Linked DNA regions of Mus musculus: all the other regions are linked to region 1. Evidence: chromatin loops called from intact Hi-C (ENCODE). Cell type or tissue: left cerebral cortex. All regions are shown on one strand.

Evidence for each region. Peaks named below come from ENCODE experiments on the same cell type or tissue, not always from the same donor. Only the 100,000 strongest peaks of a DNase experiment are listed, where the experiment ranks them.
Region 2: it touches region 1 in a loop (3-fold over the local background); 8 of 42 quality-filtered maps call a loop at or near these places.
Region 3: a loop joins it to region 1, with 2.7 times the contacts of the local background. A loop is called at or near these places in 7 of 42 quality-filtered maps.

The regions. Positions count from the first base shown.
Region 1 is chr13:108,038,565-108,046,564 of GRCm38, forward strand. Smim15 (small integral membrane protein 15) reads left to right here and starts at 5,910. Exons shown (of 3, transcript NM_001048250.2): 1 at 5,910-5,922; 2 at 7,861-8,000. Gm41055 (a long non-coding RNA gene) reads right to left here and starts at 5,907. Exons shown (of 5, transcript XR_003950673.1): 1 at 5,642-5,907. In left cerebral cortex, CTCF peaks have their summits at 3,127 (motif pointing left) and 5,435; DNase peaks (open chromatin) are centred at 3,094, 4,998 and 5,875; H3K4me3 peaks cover 2,479 bases; H3K27ac peaks cover 1,863 bases.
Region 2 is chr13:107,760,613-107,768,612 of GRCm38, forward strand. All of the region lies in intron 8 of Zswim6 (zinc finger SWIM-type containing 6), which reads right to left. Among named protein-coding and RNA genes, the nearest start is that of Gm52061, 75 kb to the left of the region's middle. In left cerebral cortex, no CTCF peak of the experiment used is centred here; DNase peaks (open chromatin) are centred at 4,741, 6,027, 6,264 and 6,770.
Region 3 is chr13:107,828,996-107,836,995 of GRCm38, forward strand. The region is part of intron 5 of Zswim6 (zinc finger SWIM-type containing 6); the gene reads right to left. Among named protein-coding and RNA genes, the nearest start is that of Zswim6, 57 kb to the right of the region's middle. In left cerebral cortex, CTCF peaks have their summits at 1,203 (motif pointing right) and 3,202; DNase peaks (open chromatin) are centred at 1,120, 2,408, 3,193 and 7,182; H3K4me3 peaks cover 1,044 bases; H3K27ac peaks cover 884 bases.

The DNA of each region.
Region 1 (8,000 bases):
TTCCCTTCTTAAGTTGGGAGATACCAAAGCATCAAATGTGAGTAAGACAATGAAGGGAGGAATGTTGGAACCAGGATGTTTGTAAGTAACGGCCTAGCAAGCTTTATTTATAGCCTGGCATTTTCAATGTTTCTTTACTTTTAAAAGCTAGATTCCAAATATATACTTTATACTGGTGGTGGGGATAGGGGGCAGTGGTCCTAAGGACACAGACTGGCTTTTAGAATTAGACCTTAGGAAGCAATTTTGATTTCCTCCTTTCTTTAGTTCTGAATTTGAAGAAGTGGTTCTTAATGGTTATAATACAAGATAAAAAAAAGTGAGTGCAAGAGTTTGAATAGCAAATAAGTAGTTGTTACACATCAGGGGTTTCTGTAAAGTGTGGAATTTCACACTCCACTTAAAGGTAACCTGTACCCCTACCCCTTAACAAAGGACTTAGGGTGAACAAATGTTATGTAGGATACCTACCCTAGGAAGAAATAATCTAAAGAAATGTAGAGGTTTGGTGTGTTGTCTGCTGGTATAGTGTATGCTTAGGACATATGAAGTTAGGGTGGATGATCAACATGAATTTCAAATTTGGCTCAAAGTTTCTTGACAGTCAAATCAACAAGACACAATTCTATCAAAGAGTAGTTTTGAAAAACCTTTCTCATAATCACATTTCACAAAAGTCTTTAAATGGGACTTTAAAATGTTCTTGATAGCATCATTTAGGAAACATAACTATTTTTAAAAACTGCTATTTAAGCCACAAGCTTATATGCAGAAGCTTAAAGTTAAAAAGCGATGTGGTGAAGGTGGTGGTGCTGGGCCAATTTTGTCAAGGAAGACTTCACACCAAAGTGTGAATCTAATACATGGATTGCTTTTCTCAATGGGCGAGTAACTTCTGTTTGGTGACTAGAAAAATCCAGCAGAGAAACAAAGGGCATCTTGACATAGCAGCCAGCTGACTCATCTAAGAGACAGGACTGACATCTGAGCATCGAGACTCGGGAAGAAAGTCCAAGAGGCCTCTCAAACTTTAACAGGATTACACAGCCCAGAGCTTTGCAGGAATTTACTAGAGCATTTTCCTCATTCGAAAGGGCGTCCTCCAACTACAGGACATTTGTTGGCCGCCTGTGCATATGCAGGGCATTCTGGAAATTAAGAATTATGAGCAGTGTTAAAAACAGCAGGCATCCAATTTTCAGCATTATGTGAACAAAAGCCTAAAAATGACCCAAATCAGTAACATACAGCCACACGCACTGACTGAAAAAGATAAAACAAGCACGTGCCTCCTCCAACTGGCTCAAAACTGTATGGAAATAGCCCTGGCAGGCAAAGGACCGAGGATGGCTCCTGCTATCTACTCTGCTCCTCTTGCAGTCTGCACCGGGAATGTAAGGCTAAAACATATCTCGAAAGGGCATCTAGTCTGCATATACATCCTTATCCCGTTTTCAGTATCTCTAGTTAGATCTGTAGTCCAGCTGCTCTTATCTTAAGTTTTAGCACCTATCGTGTAGAACTAATTCTTTTTATCTTATCAGTGAAAATGATGAATCACGACCTTCCTTCCTGTAGATAATTTTACATACTTGGAAAGCACTACATAAACTTCGTTCATTAATGGGCTATAACCACGATGTATGTATTGATCTACAAACAGCTTTATTAAGTTTGACACTAACATCCCTTCCCAGGCACCTTTATCGCTGTCAAAATCTTCCAACCCTCAGCACTTAACAAAAGCTTCACAAACACCCAGGACTTAATTTACTTAATTTGTTCCAACCCTAACAGGTATTTGAGTAACACTATACCCTGAAATCTACTATTTAAAACCATAGCAAGTTCAAGACTAGACTGGCCAACTTAGCAATACACTGTGGTTTCAATGAGACTGGCACCCATAGGATCATATGTTTAAATACTTGGTTTCCAGAGGATGGGCTGTTTAGTAAGGAATTAGAAGTGTGCCACGCCCAGTCTAGCTTATTCTCTGCTTGTGATTTAGATGTGAGCTTTCAGCTACTTCTCCAGGTCCCTGCTATGCTGATGGTGGAGTAACCCTCTCACCCAGCAAGCAAGCTCCCCATCGACTGCTTCCTTTTGTAAGCTTCCTTGGTCTCGGTTTCTCTCCACATCAATAGAACAACAACTGAAATCCCTTGTTTCAAACAAACTAACAAAGACATTAAATGACAAAGGGCAAAAGGATGTAGGTCACACACAGGACAGGACTAGGCACTTGGGTGGCATGTGCCACACACCTGGGTTCAGCCCAGTACTGCAACAATGATACAGTGATGTTCATACTTTTGAGGCAACTAATCCTGGGGTTTACATTCTAAAAAACTGTCTAGGTTACTGTCTAGGAGAGACAAGAAGCCAGTAAACCCAGACTGAAGAGCCGTGCAAGCAGAGCAGTGGTGGCTGTGGAGGACTCGGGTGGGAAGGCAGCAATTGTTTGCCAGCCCCCTTCATAGGCATTAGCTCTGCAAAGGCATAAAAGCAAACTCCCAAGAAGTCATCAACAAAAACAAAAGCCATCTCTGTGTGTGTGTGTGTGTGTGTGTGTGTCTGACCTTCCATGAGTCGGGCTCTGGGGATGGAATTCAGCCTTGATTGCCAGCGTCTTTACCCTCTGTCTCTTTAGCCCCAGAAATGATAATCTTGCATTACTCCCTGTTGAGTTTCTTACTCTTTTGAGTACTAATTGTTTTTCCTAAGCTCCTACACCGATGAGTCTGTGAGTGTAAGACACATGCCTTTAATTTAAGCAGACGTTTCTTAGTAGTATTAGCTAATATTGATACTTTCAGTACTGCCCAATAATACCAAATGTTGGTTAAAAATAACAACTGAAATAACACTGTCTGGCCTGATAGGCCCTAATGAGTTTTCTAGAAAGAGTCTGATAGACACTTCATAGATAAAAGAAGCTGAAGAGAAACTCCCGAAGTGTAATCTACCAGAAGAGGAGGCTATAGTGGGATGAATCACTGATGGGTCGATAAATGGAGAAGTGAGAGCTCTGCACAGAGGCAGGTTATGCACGTTCACACAAGCAGCCAACCAGCACGGCTGGAAACGCCTTCCCCAGCACGCTAGCTCTGAGACATGCTGCCACCACCTGGACACTAGGCAAGTCGGGGATTTTAGTTTTTGTCAGCAGTGACAGACTCTAAAAACATAACTCCACTTTGGGGGCCGGGGGTGAGGGGGAGGGGAGAAAAGAGAAAACATTTCTGCCAAGACTGGAGTGAGCAGAGATTTTGATAAAATAAGTTTAGAATCCTGCTTTACTTTTTAAGTCTTCTGTTGTTAAACTGGAAAACCTGTATAAGAACATGAACTTTTGATGGGTGATTTAGTTCGGGATTAGTGACAGTATTTGAGAGGCACTGACTTCAGTACTGGGTACACAGAAAGTACTCAACTGATATTTAAATAAGGTTATGAAATAAAATTCAGGGATAAAACCCAATTCCATCAAAAGAAGTTACATATGTACAGGGTTACTGGAGGGAAGGAAATAAGGCCAAGTACAGGTGAGAGACCTTTCAGCATCTTTTAATCAGAGCAAATAACATTATTACAACAACAGAATCTTATTCAGGGTACATGCCTTTCATTGACACATGGTTAGAGTGAGACTTAACTTTGTACTTACAAACATTAAAAAAAAAAAAGACTTTAGAAACTAAGGAATGACAAGTCTACCAGGAATTACCTTACAAGAGAAAAGCAAACGAACAATTTTTTAAAGGCTTTGTGCAATAACAAATATTGTGCAGCTGTTCCTTGGCTTCAGAGCTGCTATGTGGGCTGCTTTAATCCTGCACACACAGCTTTTCCTAGTCTGCTCTCCATGGGAACTACCTTAACACCCTACCTCTTCTCTGAGACAGGGTCTCAAGTAGCCCAGAATGGTTCAAACTCACTGTACGCCTACCAAGGTTGTTCATCTTCCTGTCTTCACCTCTCAAGTCTCGGGGTTACACCTGGCTAAAATCTGCTTCTTAAGAACAAGGCAGAACGTATTAGTTGTTATCTCATAATGCATTTGGGACATTTGGGAGAATAAAATCCAAGTTAAGACAACGGTGGTGGTGACCGCCCACCATCCCATTACTTAAGAGAGTGGACCACAATGACCCAGAGCTCAGGTAGAGTCTGGGCTACATAGCAAGAGTCTTTCAAACAAACCCGTGACTACTCCCTCTCCCAGAAAGGATAAAGAGCTAGGGGACTGGCCAGATACACTAATTTACTGATCTGAAGGGGCCCGAATGATCAGAGGTCAACTAGAATGCCCTCTAGATATACGGGAGGAAAAGGCTCAGAGAGAATGAGTGCTGTAGGGGCATCAGTACAGAGACTAGAAAGCTGACCTCGCCATGGAACAGTCAGCCCATGGTTTGGGAGCCTATCTTACTTATCATCTTTGGTTAAGGTAATGCAGGCCCCAGTAAGGCTGTCCTCCATGGCAACCTCTATGCTGTTCTTGGGCTTGCACAGGCCTGCCTAATACACCAGAAGAGAGAGCCCTAAAATCTGAGTGTGAAGGCTAGGTCTCCAATAGCCAAAGAAGCTTGCTGCTTTCTTTCTCTCCGTTGTAAGTGTGTGTACTGTGCACGATTAGGCTGGTGCACCCCCTCCTCAGTTCCTTCCTTACGGTACTGCTTCCTTTTATTCCCAAGACTTGCGGGGACCCTGGGTCCTTTAGAGATAAAACAGAGCAACACACTGGGAGGCAGAACTTGTGAGGAACCATCTACTGAAGTGAACATGTCACGGATACAAGCCGGTTATGGATACAAGCCGGTTATGGGTACGCTTGTTTGTACAGGTTTTAAGCAATCCTTCAGGCTTTCACACAAGAATAAGAAAACCACGGCTGCCATTACAATATGCAGCCATTAGCATATACCCGGGTAGCAGTATTTTAGATCCTTAGATTAGCTGCCAAAGTCTGCTCCTTGGTAAATAATGGTTACTGTTGTTATACTCTAACTACTCATACATGTCTCGGCTTGCTCCTCAAAGGGAACGCTCACAGTCTCTCAGGAATAAAAACTTGCTTTATTTGGCACACAACAGCGAGGAGGTCTTGCAACATTCGCCAGAGGCAGTCAAACAGAGCAAGTAGTTCAGGCAAGCAATCACAAAATTTGAGCACCAACCAAACCAGAGCTAATCTTTCCGTCCCTGTAGATTAGGAGACCCATTTAACGCACCCCTTTCTGCTTGTTGACTTTTTGAAGTCCTTTATTTATGTATTGCGATCTCTATGCCCTGACAGTTTAATTATTGACAGTTTACTTTGGGGCAAGTATCGACCATTCCTTTGTGAAGTAAGTTAGGCTCTTAAATGAAAAACAAACAACGGAACCTCTTTCCCACAGCGTGGCAGCATTTCCCCCTGCTACCAAGGTTCACTGGACACATCCCAGCCGGGCTGCTGCTTGGCCAAATCTTTAAATATTTAACTATTGTTCAACTCTACAGCATGAGTGAGGGGCGAGTTAGGGAACACGCCAGTCCTTCCACGGCCTCGAGAAGGCTCTAAGGAGACTGCGGGGTCCCCCTCGTGTCTAGCTGCGGCTCTCTGGGCTGAGAGTCCCCTGGACGAACTCCTCACCCACTCCGTCTCCTCGCCGGCGTCCCACGCAGGACGCGAGGCCACGATGCCCCACCTGCAGCGCACACGAAGCGGCGCGCGGCAGCATCCCCGACCGCGGACACGAAGCCTCCGCGCCTCGCCTCGCCTCGCCGCGCCGCCCCTCCCCGCCCTCCCGCTATGGCTCTAGACATTGCGCCGCCGGAAACCCGCCCGCCACTTCCTCATCCCGCCCCGCCCCGCCCCGCCTTCGGGCGGGACCTGAGCGGAGCGGCTTCCGCTTTCCACTTTCCTGCCTGGCGGTGAGTGGGAATGGGAGCGGGGATCCCCTAGGGCTGCGGTGGCTTGCTGTAGCCTAAGCTGAGCGTGTGGCCGGGCTCTCCCGGCTCTCTGAGCTCCTGACCGCGGGTCCTGCCCGGCTTCGCTCGGCGGGGCGGCGTCCTTAGCCGGTGAGGCCGACTGATGGCCGTGGACATGGCCCGGGGCAAGGAGAATGCTAAGCGGGGAAAGTTAGGAGAGAAGCTGTAAGTCTAGAGACGCCTGGTGCAGCTCCGGGTCCCCTAGGCTTTGTGAGGTGAAGGAATGTGCCTGAAAGTAAGGCGAGGATGTTTTGGTGCGAGACTGAGGTGCTCTCGAGATGTGTGGCCTGTGGACCGTAACTTTGCCATAGCCTAGTCATCAAGTCGCGCTAGTCTTATTTGCAAAGTTGGGCGGATTTCGCAGACTTGTATTTAGTTCGTTACTGGACTCGAGAAAGATCGATCTTTCTTGGACCTTCCTGCAAACTGGTTACAACTGGGCGAGGGCGTAGCGACAAGGGACTGGATGGTTAACGTCTCCAGAAAGTTTAATGTGCTGAAAGTAGGGGCATGGTTTCTGATACAAATACGGAGATAGCATGGGGACATGGAAGTTAAATCCAGTGATAGTTTTCTTGATGTGACGGGTTGTGGGTACCATAATTATTTTGGTAATTCTTTATTTTCTTGTAAGGTACATTAATTGAACTACAGACCACAAAACCTTTAAAGAGCAAAGCATAGTGTTTGACTTTGTAACGATGTACCCAATCCAACGAATAAATGAGGATTCTTAAGTACAAGCAGTTTAAATTCTTGGTTGGTCAGCGGTGGAGCATCTGTCTACTGTGCTCTACTAGGCTTTGGGTTGGATCCCCAACAGTAGACGCAAAGATTAAAAATCTTTATGGGTATGGTACCTGTAACATGTCAGCCAGCCAGCTTGATTTTTTTTATGTTAGTGAAAGTCATTATTATTCAGACAAAACTTTAGTACTCAAATAATTTACGTAGAATACTTGGCTTCTACGAATTAGAACTCTTATTTTGGGACATTTGCAGTTGTAATTTAGGGAGAAATAGGTGTTAAGAGGCTATACTATTATAGAAAGATGTTTTTACTTGTTTGTGTTTAGAGGAGAATTTAGAGGTTTTTTTTTTTTTTTTTTTTTTTTTTCCATTTCTAATCTTACTGTAAAGGTATCTTTTATTCTCCTGTTGTAATTGTCATCTTTGAGGCTTACTGCTCAGTCTGCTAACCCAGGCCTAGTCCCGGAAGCTTCTAGCCTCCACACAATCTTATCTAGGCCTAGAGTGTTTTCAGCTTCTGAGACTTATTGCTGAAAAGCGCATCCTTTCTTGTTCTTCCTGTGTGCTGGCTAACTCACTTACTCAGCTAGCTGTTCTAGCTCAAACTCCTCGCCAAGTTGACTGATTCAATCTGGCTTCTCTTTCTCCTCTTCTGAATTGCTCTGCTTGACCTCAGACTCTAGCAATGTGTTCTGCTCTTCTGGCTTCTCATCCTCTGGCTCATTGTCTTCACCTGTGTCTAGCTTGTTCTCTCTCTCCAGCCTGTCTCTGTAAAACTCTCCTGGTAAAACTGCCTTCTCCTTTCTTCTTTCTCTGTGCTGCTCTCTTAACTAGCCTCTTTTTCCTCTTTCCTCTTTTGAGGGCTGGGCATATCCTGTATCAAATCTTTCTCTGATTCATCACTTTGACATCACTTTCAAATATGGTGCTTCCTTCTACAAACTAACTTTACCTTGTTTGGGATTAAAGGTTGTATACTAAGGGCGTGTCTGCATTCCAGGCAGAGGGACCAAAGGTGTGTGCTAAGGAGCGGGGAGGGCACACTACAGCACAATCTTGGGGTTCACAGTGTGATCAAAATATCCTGCAACTATCTTACAATAGTTATGACTTGATTGTCTTCTTTTCTAGCTCATCCATGTATATGTATATAGAATTTAACCCCCTCCACATCGTATGGTCAGACTGAAGAAGACATAACCAACAATCGTCTGAATTCTGACTGACTCACTGATAGTCCCAGGGGAAAATTAGAGGTCACTACTCTAACA
Region 2 (8,000 bases), 280 kb before region 1:
TACGGTGGGTGCTGGGTTTCCTAGAGAGCAGAATGTTTCGTTTTGCTCTAATTCGTCCTATTACTGAATTAAACTTTGATGTATTGGTCTTGACAAGTGCTCCATGCTGATTGCATTGTGTATGATAGTATAATCACTCCCCATGCATTTCCCACAGGCTACATGATTAATGCAATAGATTACCTGCAGCACGGAGGGCAAGGGGGAATCGGTGCCCTTCTGTACTCTAAACAGTTTGCATTTCAGGATGCGCATGTGTACACATGCACACATGGGCACCCATGAATATCCTGGGCAGGGAAGGTTACGTCAACCAAAATGTGGGAGACCAGAGAACCGATGGTCCAGGCAGAGTAATGTTTCTCAAGGGTTTATATCAGAAATTTGCTCCTTAAGGCTTCCAAGAAGGGAGATGGCATTGTGCACCAAGTTTTCCTTACCTTCATCTTCACAAACACTTACTGAGCACCAACTACACACCAGACACATTTCTCCCTTTTACAGGAAAGCAGCGAACAACATGTATGACTTTAATGTTACTTGAATAGAAGGGGAAAAGATGTATAATTTAAAAAAAAGAGATTAAAAATTTTTTTAAAAAAATAGATATTTCATATCTTAATAAATAAAGTTTCATGTCTTAATAAAGATCAATGACAATTGACTATTAATATTAAGTATACTAAGTAGTTTAAAAGTTTCAGGAATACCCTTTATATGATTTGGTCTATACAGCTAGGAAAGAACATGCTCTGCTTATGATCAATCTGTTCACCAGAGGCTGGCTACACACACACACACACACACACACACACGTATGTATATGTATACGCACATACACACACACATGCTGAGTATACTGGTGACATGTTATGGAGGGATTTTTGAGCTCTTAGCAGTATAGTCAATGACTCCAGCATGACTTTCAGCTTCAATTGGGACCTGACTGGGACTATCCTGGCCCATTGAAGCTGTGCTCCCAATCTAAGCCATTTCAAGGGACCTGTTCTGATTTCTACTCTGTGACTGTTTTTATACTCTTCTCAAGGTCTGCTGATGCAAAAATCTGAAGTTTACTAATCTACTCCAGAACGAAAGGAGTCAACAGCGAGTAACTGTCACTGTCACTGTCAAAACGAGATTGGCCTTTACACCTCAAAGGTTACCTGTGCAGGAGAAAGCCCTGGAGTTACCATATTCTATTCTGACACGCCCTCCCTTCCTCGTTGCTTTATCAGCAGGTCAGAGGAAAAGGCTCAGCCCCCAGCAGGGCGATCTGCTCACTCCAGTAAGCTAGTGAGAACAGCAGCCGTCTCTTACTCCAGTGGTGTGGTTTAAATGTGAATTTCAGAATTCCAAAGAAAGTCATTAAGATGTTACAAAATTATCAGACAAGCTTATGACAGTGTCACAAAAATTCACTTGCTGTTAACTATTTTGCATTCTTTCTGCCACCAAACTATATGCGAAAGTTGCCTATTAAATCAAACTAACTCTTTGTTGTATCTCAAGAAAAGTCACTCTTTTAAGAAATCACCATTGAAGATAGATACATTTCTAATCTTAGAACTTTGTATTCCACAGAACTGTTCCTAGGAAGCCTGGCATCTAATAAAGAAGTCACAGCGCTGTCCCTGAGTGGGACCTGCCTCCTGCCTTCTCCGGCCCCCCTTCTAGCCGTGAGGCCTTACTGGGCAGTGGCTGAAACCTCCCAAGGAGGGCAAGCATGGCCTATATCCTTGGATTCACCCTCCTTGTGGCCCACCACTTAATGCAATAACGGCATCTGTGACGCGCCTTGCCCTGTGCTAGCTCACACCAAGAGCCACCGTGGCTCTTGCTGCTTCTGGCCTACCTTCCCATACCCCTTCTTACGATTTAGCCAGTGGCATGCCTGGTTCTCTGCAAAGCCACTGCAAATTCCAAATGGCTTAACACGGGGCCTTTCAGGCCTCAATAATCTGTATGCTGCTACGCCAAGGGAAGAAATGCCCTGCAGCCTTTCTTACTTCATGCCTACCCTCACTTCTGTCTCAGCGTTTCTCAACCCATGGGTTGAGATCCCTTTGGCACCAGACTATCTCCAGAAATACTTATGTTACGATTCATAACAATAGCAAAATTAGTTATGAAATAGTAAGGAGAATAGTCTTATGGTTGGGGTCACTACATCATGGGGAGGGTTGCAGCATTGGGAAGGTTGAGAACCACTGCATCTGGATCCTACACCACGACAACACTGTCTTAGGTCCGCAACCCAGTGGTGACATCTTGGCTGCATTACCCCTTGGTGGCTGTTTCTTGGTGAAAAGTACAGTAATAATTCTTAGGAAGATGAGGAAGTGAGGGCAGAAGTTTATTAGGAACTGTTTTAAGGAGAAAACAGACATCTAATACCAACTCTGAGATCCCCATTAGCCACTAATGTAAGAAGAATGTGGATTATCAATGATCTGTTATAGATCAACAACATTAAACAAAGGAAGGAGTCTATTTTTGGTATAAATAATGTACGTATTCATGGCTTTACTACGGCAAACCCTATCTTAACATCTAGCCAAACTACTACAGTCTGTATTTAGACTAGAGGTTTATAAAACCACAAAAGTGAAATTATTCTAAACCATTTAATTTGTTATAAATGATTTAATTGTACATGCAGATAACTAAGGCTACAGTATCTTTAAGAATCTCCAATTTGTTCTGTAATGAAACCAAGTGACCTTTAATGACCTCATTTAATCCCCAGAGTCTATTACTTCCTATTAATACATATTTACAGTTTTCTCCTTCCTACATGGGGTATTAAATGGATAATTAAACCCTAGAAACAGCAGTCAAAAGAAAGACAGTTCGGATAATTACACTCGAGGTATTTATCATAGGTTTGTTCACTGTAAAGTCCATGTTCTTCATTTTCTAACTTCTGATTTAAACTACAAATTACTCTGTGAAGCAGAGAAAATCTCCCTTCCCCTGAACCCCACAGCAAGAGAATTCATAGGCCTGTGACCAAAGAGCACAGAGTCACACAGCTATAGAGCCCAGGCCTGTAGGAGGACACATGCACAGGGCCAGGTGTCCAGAAAGAGCTCTGAATTATACCACAGGAAGAAACAGTGACCAAGAGAGACCACTCCATCCTGCCTATGAGCAGGCGGCTCACAGAACCTATAGACTGCATGAGATCAAGTAGTGTTGCCAACTCCAGGGCTGCCATCAGGACTGGGTACAGGCCAGGGCAAAGACATTGACAAAAGATCTTTAGCATCCTGTTGCCAAAATGTCACTGGATCCCAACTCTGTAAGCTTGTTCTGTGCTTGTGATCAGCTTACTGTCATCACTATTGCTCTCAAAAGCAGCATAAAGCTATTTTTCACCAATGTGTTTGTCTTTCCAGAGGGCCTGAAGTTAGAGTCCTTGGAAACACGGCTGCTGATAGACAGCGAGACTGCCTAGAGCAAGTTCAGCCAGGATGGTGGCACTGAGGACAGGCAAACAGGCCCTTTGCCAAGACTCATGGCCACTCGGTCACTGCCATTTTGCCTTTGCAGAGTGTAAATGCTTGACAGAGACATCTAACTGATAATGTTATCTAGGCAACTCTCCGGCCTTCTTATGCTTCCGTTTTCTTGTTTGTAACATTAGCACTAAAAAGTTATACCTACATCACAGTGCTGTTTTGAGGAGTAAGTAATGTGATGTATACAAAAGACTGCTGAGTGTAGTGCTTGAAAACAAGTGTGGACAACTGTGCTGCCAATAGTAGTAGCTAGACCAAAATGGAAACTTAACATAGCAACAACAACAACCATCACAACCAGCACCACCAGCACCACCAGCACCACCAAGGTCCTCCGCCATCTTTCTGTCTCCCTCCCCTCCTCTTTTAGGTTACGAAACAATGAGCAAAGCTAGACTGGACACCTTCCAGCCATTGTTGACAGTAAATACCTTTCCCACTAAGCCTACCCTTGTCCTGGTCCACACTGCTTCTCCTTCCTGGAACCTTAGTACTACTTCTCCCCTGTAAATCCTTCCCATCCACACCTTACAAACCACACTCATGGGTCAGGTTCTACCATCAACGGCTTCCTGGCTCATTATAACTGTTAATTTACGTGTCTCCTGAGGCCTGAGAGGTGGACTCCCCCCTTATTATCAGAACCATTGCTACAGAGGAAATCTAGATCCAGTGCCTCTGCTCTTCTGGGTATCGTGCTCTGTGTCCCTTGAAATAAAGCTTCTGGGAAGGGAAGGGGGTGCCGGGAGCACACGCCGTAGTAAAGCTGTATTCTTTGTGTGCCCAGGAGAAGACAGACCGATAAGAGAGATGGCTTGAGTTCTGCCCTGGGTTCAGCGGTATGGATGTTCCCCAGTCTGTGCTGACACCCTTCTGCTGCTGTAGGGCATTCTGGGATTGCTGTTTGCTGCACAGCCCTGACAAAGTAAGCCTGTACACAACCAGCCATTTCTGGGCTGCTCTCTAGCTCCTGACGCAAAACAAGTGACTCCTCAATTCGGTTTGCATCACCCCTGACTTCAATATGTGTCAAAGTCTGCATGTACCACAGAAAGTTAGGGTGGTACTTATTAAGACTGCTGCATTCAGACATGTAAGATGATGTTTCCCAGTACAGAACGGTTATAGATTTTTATTTCTGTCTGTGAACAAAGAGTATCCTAAATTAAGAGGTTATTTTCTGAATGTGTGACTTCAAGAATAACAAGGTAGGTGCAGATGAACTGTTTTTTGTGTCTGGGATGCAAATGAGAGAACATTTGGGTCGAGGAAGCAGGTCAGTTTTTTACTGTTTTTCCATAAATACGGCTGCAATTGGTGGGTTGAGTTTTCTACTGGTGACTGTAGGTTTACCCTGACTCCAAGTGTCCCAGGTATAGGTAACTACCACTTGGTCTCACACCTGACTCTGGAACAAGGTAGCGGTTGCCTTATTCTTCAAATGGAATTAGAATGAGAAAGAAACACTTAACTCTGCCTATTTGTGCTCACAAAGAAATGGATCCCCAGAAGAGAAGATGTGGAAGGGGTGCCAAGGGCTATCACCACCTTGCTCTCGGCAATACCTGAACAAGCTTGGGATGGGTTGGTTCTGCCCTTGCCACCCATCTTCTCCCTATGAGAAGGCTCCAAGTCCCAAGACTGCAAAGCTAATGGTTTTCCTCCAGAGAAAGCTAACAAATGTGGGCAAAGGTCTTACACAACACTTGACAATGAAACTAAGAATTCTCCCCGTGACAAAACTGTAATTAAACTGCATTTAACTGTTTCCTCTAAATGACATCCATTTTAATTAGGTGTTAATAGACTGGTCGCCACAATCTATAGCTTTATGATGCAAAGTAAAATTATAGTCTTATAAAACATTTACAGAAAGAGACCCACTGAAGCCTATGAGAGGTACACTATTCCCCTTCACACCCTAAAGACTGGCATGGTAATTAAGTCCAGGGAACAGGCAGCTCTTAGGGTTAATGTTAGGTGTGCCTGCCACAAGTCAGCACGGGGCTGCTCTTTCAAGCCACAAGTTATTTCTAAGATCTGCTTTCCAGAGACTACCTGTGTCACTAATGAAGCCTGTAAGTGCAGACGTACATCTTCCATAGACTGCCAAAGGCAAGGCCCTTATCAAACCTGCAGCCGTTCCACCAGCACCAAGGGCTTTCTTCTCTGTCTTAAGATTGCAGTCCTTTCTTTCCCCGACAGCTGCTGAGGATGCAAAGTTGCTCATCTTCAGAATACTGTTGTGTGTTTTGGAAAATGAGCATCACACACAGAGAGTAATATTAATATTTGAGAGACTGATTCATGCCCAAGATAAATGCATGTGCAAATGAGGTGTAACAGAAGGTCGTAACAGAGTGCATCTGTATCTATTCTGTCCCACAGTATGAGCATCAGGGAGAGAGTCACAAAGATTACCCAGACAGAATGAGTATCACAGGCACAGGAAATCCTAGGAACAAGGAGCCTCTCTGGGAGCTGGAGAACGGGGGAAGAAATGGGCTACTGCAACCAACTTTGCATATTTATATGAAAAGGAAAAGTTTAAAAAAATGAATGTGTTACTTTCAACTACTTCTGAAGCATCAACAGTGTGAAACTTCATAAATCACATCTAAGCAGAAAGTTACGAATCTTGGGAAGGGGGCTATCTGGTCCTCTGAAAAAGATTCTGTCATCTCCTGGCTGACAACCTGATGGCTCCAAGTCCTTTGCCAAGAAGCAGAGCTACTTGGCTAGGGTGCCGGTTCACTCTTAGCCCACGGAAGCTCTCGTGCCAGGAATCTTTTTTTTTTTCCTTTCTTGGTGCATTGGCCACTGCCAGACATGGACCCATCGAATCCACTGGTGCTAAGGAGTTAAGCATCTGAGATTTAATTTAACAGTTTCGGCTTTATTAAGCTGTCACGGAGGGAGCGGCCCCACGTTGATAGCAGGAGCTACTCCAATTACGGCTTGGTTTAGGGTTGACAAGTGTAATGATTCATCCGTGGCACATGAGAAGCAATAAAAGGTTGTTTTGCATTACAGCTTTAAAAATGTGGGCACTTTTTCCATTTAATTTGTCACTTAGCTTTTGCTAAGAGGACATTTAAATTGCAGTAAAAGGCAAATGGGGCTTTTAGTTTAAATGTAATCCCCATATTTAAATGATCTGTAATGGTGCAATGTTGGAGTGGGAACACTATTGTCTCACAGTGGGTCCTGATGGTGACATGTGACATTTGTATTCAGGTCCTGTATTATCCATGTGGCTAAAGGGCTTCCAATTTCATTTCACAGCCAGAAGCCTGCAGAAAACACCAATTAACTTGCAGATCCCATTTGCCGACAAAACTCAGCCTCTCTTCAATGTCTGGCATCTGGCAGTGCTCAGCATTTAATTCCAAAGCAGCGCCTTGAAGCAATGTGAGCCCTGTGTAGGGGCACAAAGTCAAATTCCCCCATTTTATTAAGAAGCAAAAGCCTTTCCTTTTGGAGTCTAGAAGGAACTTTGAGTTAATTTTTTGGTGAACAGATACTAGGATGTGATCGCTACTATGACTTCTGTGGGGGATTCCTCACAAACTTTAGATCCCACAACAACGGCCTGTGACCTCCACTTGGCATCAGAGTACACAGGCAGAGTTCACTAGTCTACCAATGATTTCAGGGAGGGGCTTGGGGGAGGGAGGAGGTGAGAGAGCGCGCGTGTGGGTTTTTGTGTGAGTATGTGTGTGTGTGTTTGTAGTTGTGTTCTTGATCCTTGTCTGCAATCAAACATCTTGAGTAAAGCCTGGGTCTCTGTAGAGCAGTCCTGTCTTGGGAATATGTATCAGCTGCCAAAAACTTCGGCCCAGTGAGAAGTCCTACTGCTGACTGATGGTCTCGGCATACATTTTCCAAAGCCAGCATGGAAAGGTGAGATGTGACTACAGATTAAATGTGAATCATGCAAACTTCACTCTACATTATCATTTGTATTCTTTCTTTCTTTTTTCTTTTTTTTTTTCTCTTTTCTTGGCACTTTGAAAATATTCAAGTGGCACTTGTTTTCCTAACCAGTTATTTATGCTTTCATATTTCTGAGTACCACAGCTTAAAATTTTATACACTTCATAGTAATCCAGTATTTTCCCTACACGATCCCCTTCGTTATTGGTTTTCAATGCTAGTCCTTTTTCACCTTTATGAACCAACGAGTGAATCCAACATGTACAACAGAGTCACAAGCTAAAAAGGCCTCATTTGGAAAGCTAAATCATTCACTTTGTTTACTTAAACCACGTATTACCCTTTCTTCTTCAATTCCACACTGTGCCTCAAACCTCCAGGCAACACATGGAAGCTGCTTACTGTTCACAGATCGACTTACATTTGACTGGGGTGGGGGCAGCTACTATCAGATTTTCAGGAGATCAAGTAAAGTACGGGACACAATACGCTATTTTTAAGAAACACTGGAGAAAAACATTCACAGATACACTTTAATAT
Region 3 (8,000 bases), 210 kb before region 1:
GTTGTGCAGACATCTGGCCTCTTTTGTCTCTAGTGATTCCTAGGACCACCTTACTTCATTTACCCACCTGACCTGTAAGACAACCTTACATAGACAATGATCTGGGACTTTGTTTTGACAGAAAACTCTGATTGCTGAAAGTCCAAGCCCTGTTAAAGGCACCTGAATAACTGAAGCTCTCAGTACCTTTCACTGATAAATACTTTATGAAGTCTTTGTCCTCACTTGAAGAAGAGGAGGAGGAGGAGGAGGAGGAGGAGGAGGAAGAGGAAGAGGAAGAAGAAGGAAGAAGAAGGAAGAAGGAAGAAGGAAGAAGGAAGAAGGAAGAAAGAAGAAGAAGAAGAAGAAGAAGAAGAAGAAGAAGAAGAAGAAGAAGAAGAAGAAGAAGCAGCAGCAGCAGCAGCAGCAGCAGCAGAAGCAGCAGCAGCAGCAGCAGCAGCAGCAGCCCACCCCCCATACATCCATGTCTTAGTTTTGTTTGTTTGTTTGTTTGTTTGTTTTCGAGACAGGGTTTCTCTGTGTAGCCCTGGCTGTCTTGGAACTTACTCTGTAGACCAGGCTGGCCTCGATCTCAGAAATCCGCCTGCCTCTGCCTCCCGAGTGCTGGGATTAAAGGCGTGCGCCACCACCCGGCAAAGAAGTTTTAAAGAATGGTAACATACACACATCATAACCCTAGCTGACCCAAAAGCAGATACCGAAAGACAGGTTTTTAAAAAACTAGTGATGATGTCTTTAACTGTGACCTTTGTGCAGAAAAGGGGTCTGGAAACTCACATGGCCAATCACAATCATCTTATATTGTTACATACAAGTGCATGTTTTTATCCTAAATATTGCCATAAAACACACACATGCACACTTTGAGAAGAAAACACTCCAATTATTACAATACTGCTATAAAAACTCAGAACACCCTTAAATTCTGTCAGTTTAGCACTGCCCTCAGAAGCCCTTGGGTAATTTGTGACTGACCATTTTGCCTCTGCCAAACTTGCAAAGTCCAAGTTTGTGTGGTGTATTTTTTCTTAGTCTATAAGCCTCTTCACATAATTAAACCCTCGTGACTCACAGGATGGGTGACCACGACGCCTAATGGAATGATCAAGATCACGCAGAAGAAGTTGGATTTTTTTTTTTAAAGAATTACTTATTTACTTATTATGTGAGTACACTGTAGCTGTCTTCAAACACACCAGAAGAGGGCATCAGATCCCATTACTGATGGTTGTGAGCCACCATGTGGTTGCTGGGAGCTGAACTCAGGACCTCTGGAAGAGCAGTCAGTGCTCTTAACTGCTGAGCCATCTCTCTCTAGCTCCAGAAGATGTTTCTTAACAGTCAATTAAAATGAACAGCAGAGGTAACTTCAGCAGCCAATCAAAGCAGCCTTTCTTTGTTAACCTAGTCAAGTCACTGAAGTTTTCCAGGAAGTTCAGTGACCCCTTTTCAGAGCCTTCATCCAGGACTGTCCCAGGTCCACTACCCACACCTCAAGTTGCCTAAACACCCTACACACAAAAATAGCTAATAAATTTGTGATTCTCACTCACATTAACCAAGAGCTAGAAGACGAACAAAACTCTCAGCTATGACTAAGCAAAATGATTTAATTAAGTCAAGAAAAACAAATGTGAACGGTGAAGTTAACTGTTAACAGGCACAGAAAAGGGACAGATTTAAGAGAAAAACAGCTCTAAGCCTAGTAAAGATGCCATCATGGTTAAAGCCAACATTTTTCTTCAAAGGCTAATGTGTCAGCCTCAATAACCCAGAGCTATCGTGTCCAGGATGGTTTTCATGCAGATATTTTCGAATTTGACTCTTTTTCACTTATATTTCCCTATTTTTTGATCTCTGCTTTACACTGCATGAGAGCTTCTTAGATTTCTTTCCTGTGCCAAGTCAAAAATAAAAATGGATTTTAGTAACAAAAGTCAAAGGTCTCAGTATCCAGCAAAAACCACCTTTCTGTTCCTTCATCCGAAAAATCTGCAAGACTTTACAGTCTCTTCCTTTCTCAAAAGAGGGGAAATAGAGTTTGAAATATCCAAGTTAATATGTAAGTTATATTTGGTTTTGTTTAAAATTAAACAGAAGCCGTACCGAACTTACAAAAAAGAAAGTTGTTGTCTTTTACTACAAAGTATCATTATCGACAATCTTAGTATTAAAAACTCCTAACCTGCTCCCTCACCCCAAGGTTTCTGTAACCCTCTCCGGCACCCAAAGCGATCCGACCCTCTCGTTGTCAATCACTTACGGATCCCGCCCTGCCCCGCCCCTCCCCGCCCACTCCAGCAAGCAGAGTCTGAGCACCGCTCTGGCCTGGGGCTGAACCGGTGGCGCTGACGTCAGCTGGCGACCGCGGCCGCATTCCTAAACAGTTCAGACAAACCCAGTGGTGGGAAGCTTCGAAAGCCCTCAGCTGTAGTGAGGGAAGCAAGGGCTTGGCTGGCAGCCAGACTCCTGAGCTCAGCATTTTGTAATGCACTTCCTTTTTACTTAACAGCTTGCATAATGCCCTTAACCCTTTCTTACCTGCATCTCACCTTTAACCCCTTCTTTTCTGGGTCCAAAACATTCCTTGCAACTCAGTCTTCCCATGAGTCTGTAATATGTTCTCACCAAATCACAACTGATTGACTTTTAATACTGCTGAAGACGGAATTTAATTAAACACACATGCTCCCCACTACCTAACTAAAGTACCCAAATTTTGCTTCTGAAAATAACGTTAATTTTTAAGCATAAAAACATTTTATTAATTCTTAAGCCTTTTTTTTCCTAATGATAATAATACTGAAGAATAAACTAGGACCCTGAGCAGGCTATGCATGGGAACGCTATCGCTGAGCTACACTGCAGCACTAAATATTCTAATATTCTCAAGACCCTTCATAATTTATGCTTTCAGAAACTTTTTTGTGTATATATAGAGTAGCTTCAAATAGGTCACACTGCAGAGCAAAGGGCATACAGTGGCAGAATAGCTACCCAGCCCTATCTCTGGCAGCATGGTGCTCAGTAGGGACTAACTCCACAGCTAGACAGCAAGTTTAAGGTCAGCCTGGACTACATTAAACCATCTTTAATTACAACACCTCCATGGAGCATCACTGGATCCCAGGCAACACCTGCACTGGACATTGAGTGTGTGCACACCTCCTTCACAGAGGCTGTCTAGCACCCTCTCGCTGCTGCTACCTGAAGCTGCACATCTTCTCGAGCATCTCTCGAGCTCTGCATTTTGTACTGTGTGTTCCCTTTGTGACACACGACTGCAGAGTCTTTGCTCAGCCGCTGTTACCAAAATTCTTTTTGGAGAACAGATTTCAGTACTTTAATGCACACTGTTCATCCTTGGGATGCAGCAGGGCATGTTTACCCTTTAAGAGCAGATTGCTTCTTTGTAGACGATCCCACCATACCCTTTGTTCAATTTTCTATTGGTCTTTCAGTCTTCCTAATGTGTAGTTGCTTTACTTAAAATTCATTTTTATTTTGTTTTTGTTTTTCAACAGGCTGAAGAGGTGGCTCAGCAGCTAAGCGCACCTGAGCTCTTGGAAGGGGATCGAGGTTTTGTTCTCGGTACCCACAATACAGGCTCACAACTGCCTAAAACTCCAACCGCAGGGGATCTGACACCCTCTTCTGACCTTCCAGGCACCTAGACATACATATACTTAGGCACACACAAATATACATAAAAGACCTGAATAAATCTTCAAAAAATTTTACATATACATGAGTGTGTGTGCACAGCATACATGTACAGGTCAGAAGACATCCTCAGAGAATTGGTTTTCCCCATGTGTGTCCACCATATGCATCCTAGGGATCCAACTCAAGCCATTAGACTTGGTGGCAGTTGTCTTCTCCTGCTGAGCCATCGTGTCATACTGGGGTGGTCTGAGTGAAAGTGGCCCATAAACTCATAAGAAGTGACATTACTGAACATGTGGCCTTGTTATAGTCTTGTGGTTGTTGGAGGAAGTGTGTCACAGGGGTGGACTTCCCACTGTGACAATGATGGACTAAATCTCTGAACTGTAAGCCAGCCCCTATTAAATGTTTTCTTTTGTAAGAGTTCTTGTGGTAATGGTGTTGCTTCAAAGCAATAAAACCCTTAACTAAGACACATACTATGCCTTTCAATATATTCTTTAGGGATTTTTTTTTTTAAAGAGAAAAAAATAATGCAGAGATTGGCCAGATGGCTCAGCAGTTAAGAGTATTCCCTGCTCTTACACTGGACCCATTTCGATTTCCAGAACCCACATGGCAGCTCACACTCGTCCATAAGCCCAATTCTAGAGAGCCCAGTACCCTCTCCTGGCTCTACAGGCCCCACACATGTAGGTGGAACACATAAATTCACACAAACACACACATAAAATACGTAAATCTAAAATTTTTTAAATAAACAAGGAATGAGGATAAACTAGTCCTGTCAACTAAGTTTTCTCATTCTTATGATATCTCTTAGTAATTAATTACTATGCCAGGTCCCTCTGAAGCTCCTACCTGAACACTTATGTAAAACATATTGACAGATATCATAAGTACACGTGTAACTGAGTACATACGTGTTTTGAACTCTAAGCAGATGTTAAAAGGCAGTACAGACAATATCAATCGGCTGCTGAGAACAGCAAACTACTGTTTTGAGTATGAACTCAAAGTCAGGAAGGTGTTTCCTACAGTACAGCCCAGTGCCATATCTTCAGACATGAGTTTCTAAGTACTTGAGTGTTGAGATAAGAAAGGGCAAGGATAGGAAGAAGGAATTCTGCCAAAGCAAGATGCCTCAAACACTGGGAGATGCAGAAGGCCCTAAAGGCATGCAGTCTTGAATGACTAGGCCATCATTGTATTTCACAGGAGTCCAATGACCAGATCTCATAGGAGCACAGACATGTAGTAGTTTCCTTGTGTGATGTGAATAACCAACACTTGCATATTTTAAGGTTCTGAACCAGGACCCAAAAGACCTTACTCGTTTAAGGGAGAGCTGGCCCTCTCATTACAGTTCTAAAGCACCATTTTAAACACTACACACGTTTTTCTATAAACTATGACACAGAGACTAAAGTCTCAACAGACGTTAGTTTAAAGCTCAGTCTGCTCTCTTCTTGTACTTCCTCGCCTATGCTGTGTCCCCATGGCATGGAGCCCTGCAGTTTCTGAACACAAGTTTGACGTTGCTCTCGGGTTCTTCGCTTAGACTGTTCTCCCACCAACAGAGAACACCAGTTTCCAAACTTAAAGACGTTTCTCCCGTCTTACAAAGTCACAGCTGAGATGCCAGCCCCTTGGCATCCCATGCCTCCCATGGCTAGGGTGATGGTGGAGGTAGAACAGAATGCAAAAGAGAAATGCAACGAATGTGTTTACATGGTTTCTATTAACACAAAGATCCAAGAAACTGAGGAAATGAGTTCTAGATGACAAATATAAACAAGAATAACTTTATTTATAAATATCCTCATTTATTTTTATTTACTTTTAAATATCCACTTTGGTATCTACAGCATATCTATCATCATCATCATAGACTAATCAGCTTATAATACCTTAAAGCATAAGTCCCTGTCAATTACAAATTATAATAAATATAAAGAGACAAAAGCTAACACAACATACATAGGATATTACAGAAACCAACCTCAACTGGGTGAACACTATAGAACACAAAGCAACGCCTGTCATTTCCAGAATCCCTAACCTACAGTCCTTTTAGTCACAGACATTTCACCATTTTACATACTGGTATAGCCTCCCCTCACTTAAGACCGGACACCAAAGCTTAGGACAAGGCATCTAACTGCAGTTCTCAAACCTGAGCCTCACAATCAGCTGCACGAGTCAAGTATTAATCATGGTCTTAGGTCTCAGTCTGACGGAGACCTTACAACTGAGGTCCTGAGATCTCAGGCAGAGGCAACCCTGCCCAAGTGAATGAGGTGCTTAGACATGGTATGAAAAACACACAGCGATGGAGCTGTGAAGGTGTAAGTTCAGCAAAAGATGGCAGTAAAATGCCTTCTCTCCTGTCCTGGACTCATTCACTGAGATGTCCACCCCACACCCCCCCCCCCCCACACACACACACACAACCTGCTGAAGAGAACTATCAAGAGCTCATCCGCCATGCTTTCCAGGAAGGCTTGCGGACTGCCAGTGAGCATGAACCCGAGGAGAGGAGAGGCAGCAGCCACAGGTGAGAGGATCTAGAGACACAAGGAAGGCATGCTAACACTCCAAGTTTTCCATCTGCCTCAATGGAAACACATTTTCCTGTAGCATTTCAAAAATAATAAAACAAACAACAAAACCCACTTTAATCCTCCAAGGGTAGCTGTTAAAAAGTGAGCAGGAAAAGGTCACCTATTTGACCTCCCAGAGACAAGGCTACAGTTAAACTATCCAGGGAAAGAGACTTGAAAGCATACTTCAGGGACTGAACGTCTGCATAACTTCATTTCCTCACTGACAATATCAATTATCCAGAAGCTCACAAGACTGGAAACTAAGAACCCAGCATCATGACAAAAATCTACACTGGCCAAAACAGTTTTGTTTTTGTTTTTTAACCTAAGCATGTGCAAGTTTTTATAACCCCAGAATCTTGTTTGCATGGATGTTATTACTTCTGGCTTTATTCACAAGATTTTCTTTCCAAGTCTTCTTTTTAAAAATTATTCTTTATATATATATATGTCTATATACATATACACACATACACATATATAATTTTTTTTAATGTATACTGGTTTTTTTGTCAGTGTGAGGGTGTGAGGGTGTCAGAAGCCCTGGAACTGGAGTCACAGAGTGTTGTGAGCTGTCATGTGGATGCAGGGAGTTAAACTCAGGTCCTCCGGAAGAGTAGCCAGTGCTCTTAACCACTGACATCTCCCCGGCTGCCAGGTCTACTTTCTAACACTGGAGACAAGTGTTCCACTTGCTGGCTCTGTCTTCCCTGATCTCTGTGTGATGAAGCACACAGGCAAGCGCTCCTTGCTCTGTGAAAGGCTAAGTCTTCTGGCTTCATGGGGATTCACACACCACTTTTTTTTCTTTTTTAAATAATCTGGTGTTTTTGAAGCAGTGTGGCTTTAGCAACCCAAAAGGATTCTGAATGGGCTGCCCCTCCCCCACATCTAGGTCTGAATACTATAACAGCTGTGGGTAGAGAGATAATTATTCAATGACTGTCTCAATTGTCCCACTAACAGTTTCAAAATTATCTAAGTTCTAGAAAGAGTTACTAATCCAAGAACGATATCCAAGGCGCGTTTCCCGAGCTGTATCGGAAATCTTGGTTTGCTCTAGGTCAGGTGTATACATGTGGCCAGTTCCACGGTCTGTGAGCAGCACACTGTGGTTGGCATGGTTCCGTGCATTGTTTATTCCCCGAGTTTATCACAGAGTCAGAGTCACAAACATGCACTTCCCCGGTAGTACAAGTGTATCATAAAGACAGATTTTTTTATTTCATTTGTTGGCTTCTATTGTCTGCAGGGCCTACTTCATAGCTTATGAGCAAATCACTACTGACTGACTGCTGCCCCACAATTACCCCATATGTAAAAACAGTTATTTTCTCAATTAGATATAAGGTTCAATTGCACATACATTAAAATATAAATTATATATTATGTCCTACAAGGCAAATACTCAATCTTCACATGAGACTCTGTAATGGCAGCTATAGGAATAATAACTGAGTTCCTACATTAGATCTGGCTGGAGCCTTAACCTTCAGGTATAAACTTTATGTACTTAACAAAGCTGAACGCCACTAGAATTCTAAGTTCCACCTACAGCCGAAGTGTACGACAAGCTAGAAACTACAGAGAATCCTAATCCTGTTCTTGGGGGGAGTGTTGGGGGAAAGAGACTTCATTTAAAACACCTTCATTTGGAGAGCCTCTGGATGAATATTTCCTATATCTTCTAAGTGGAAAAAAATAAAATCACAATAATCTATGCTATAA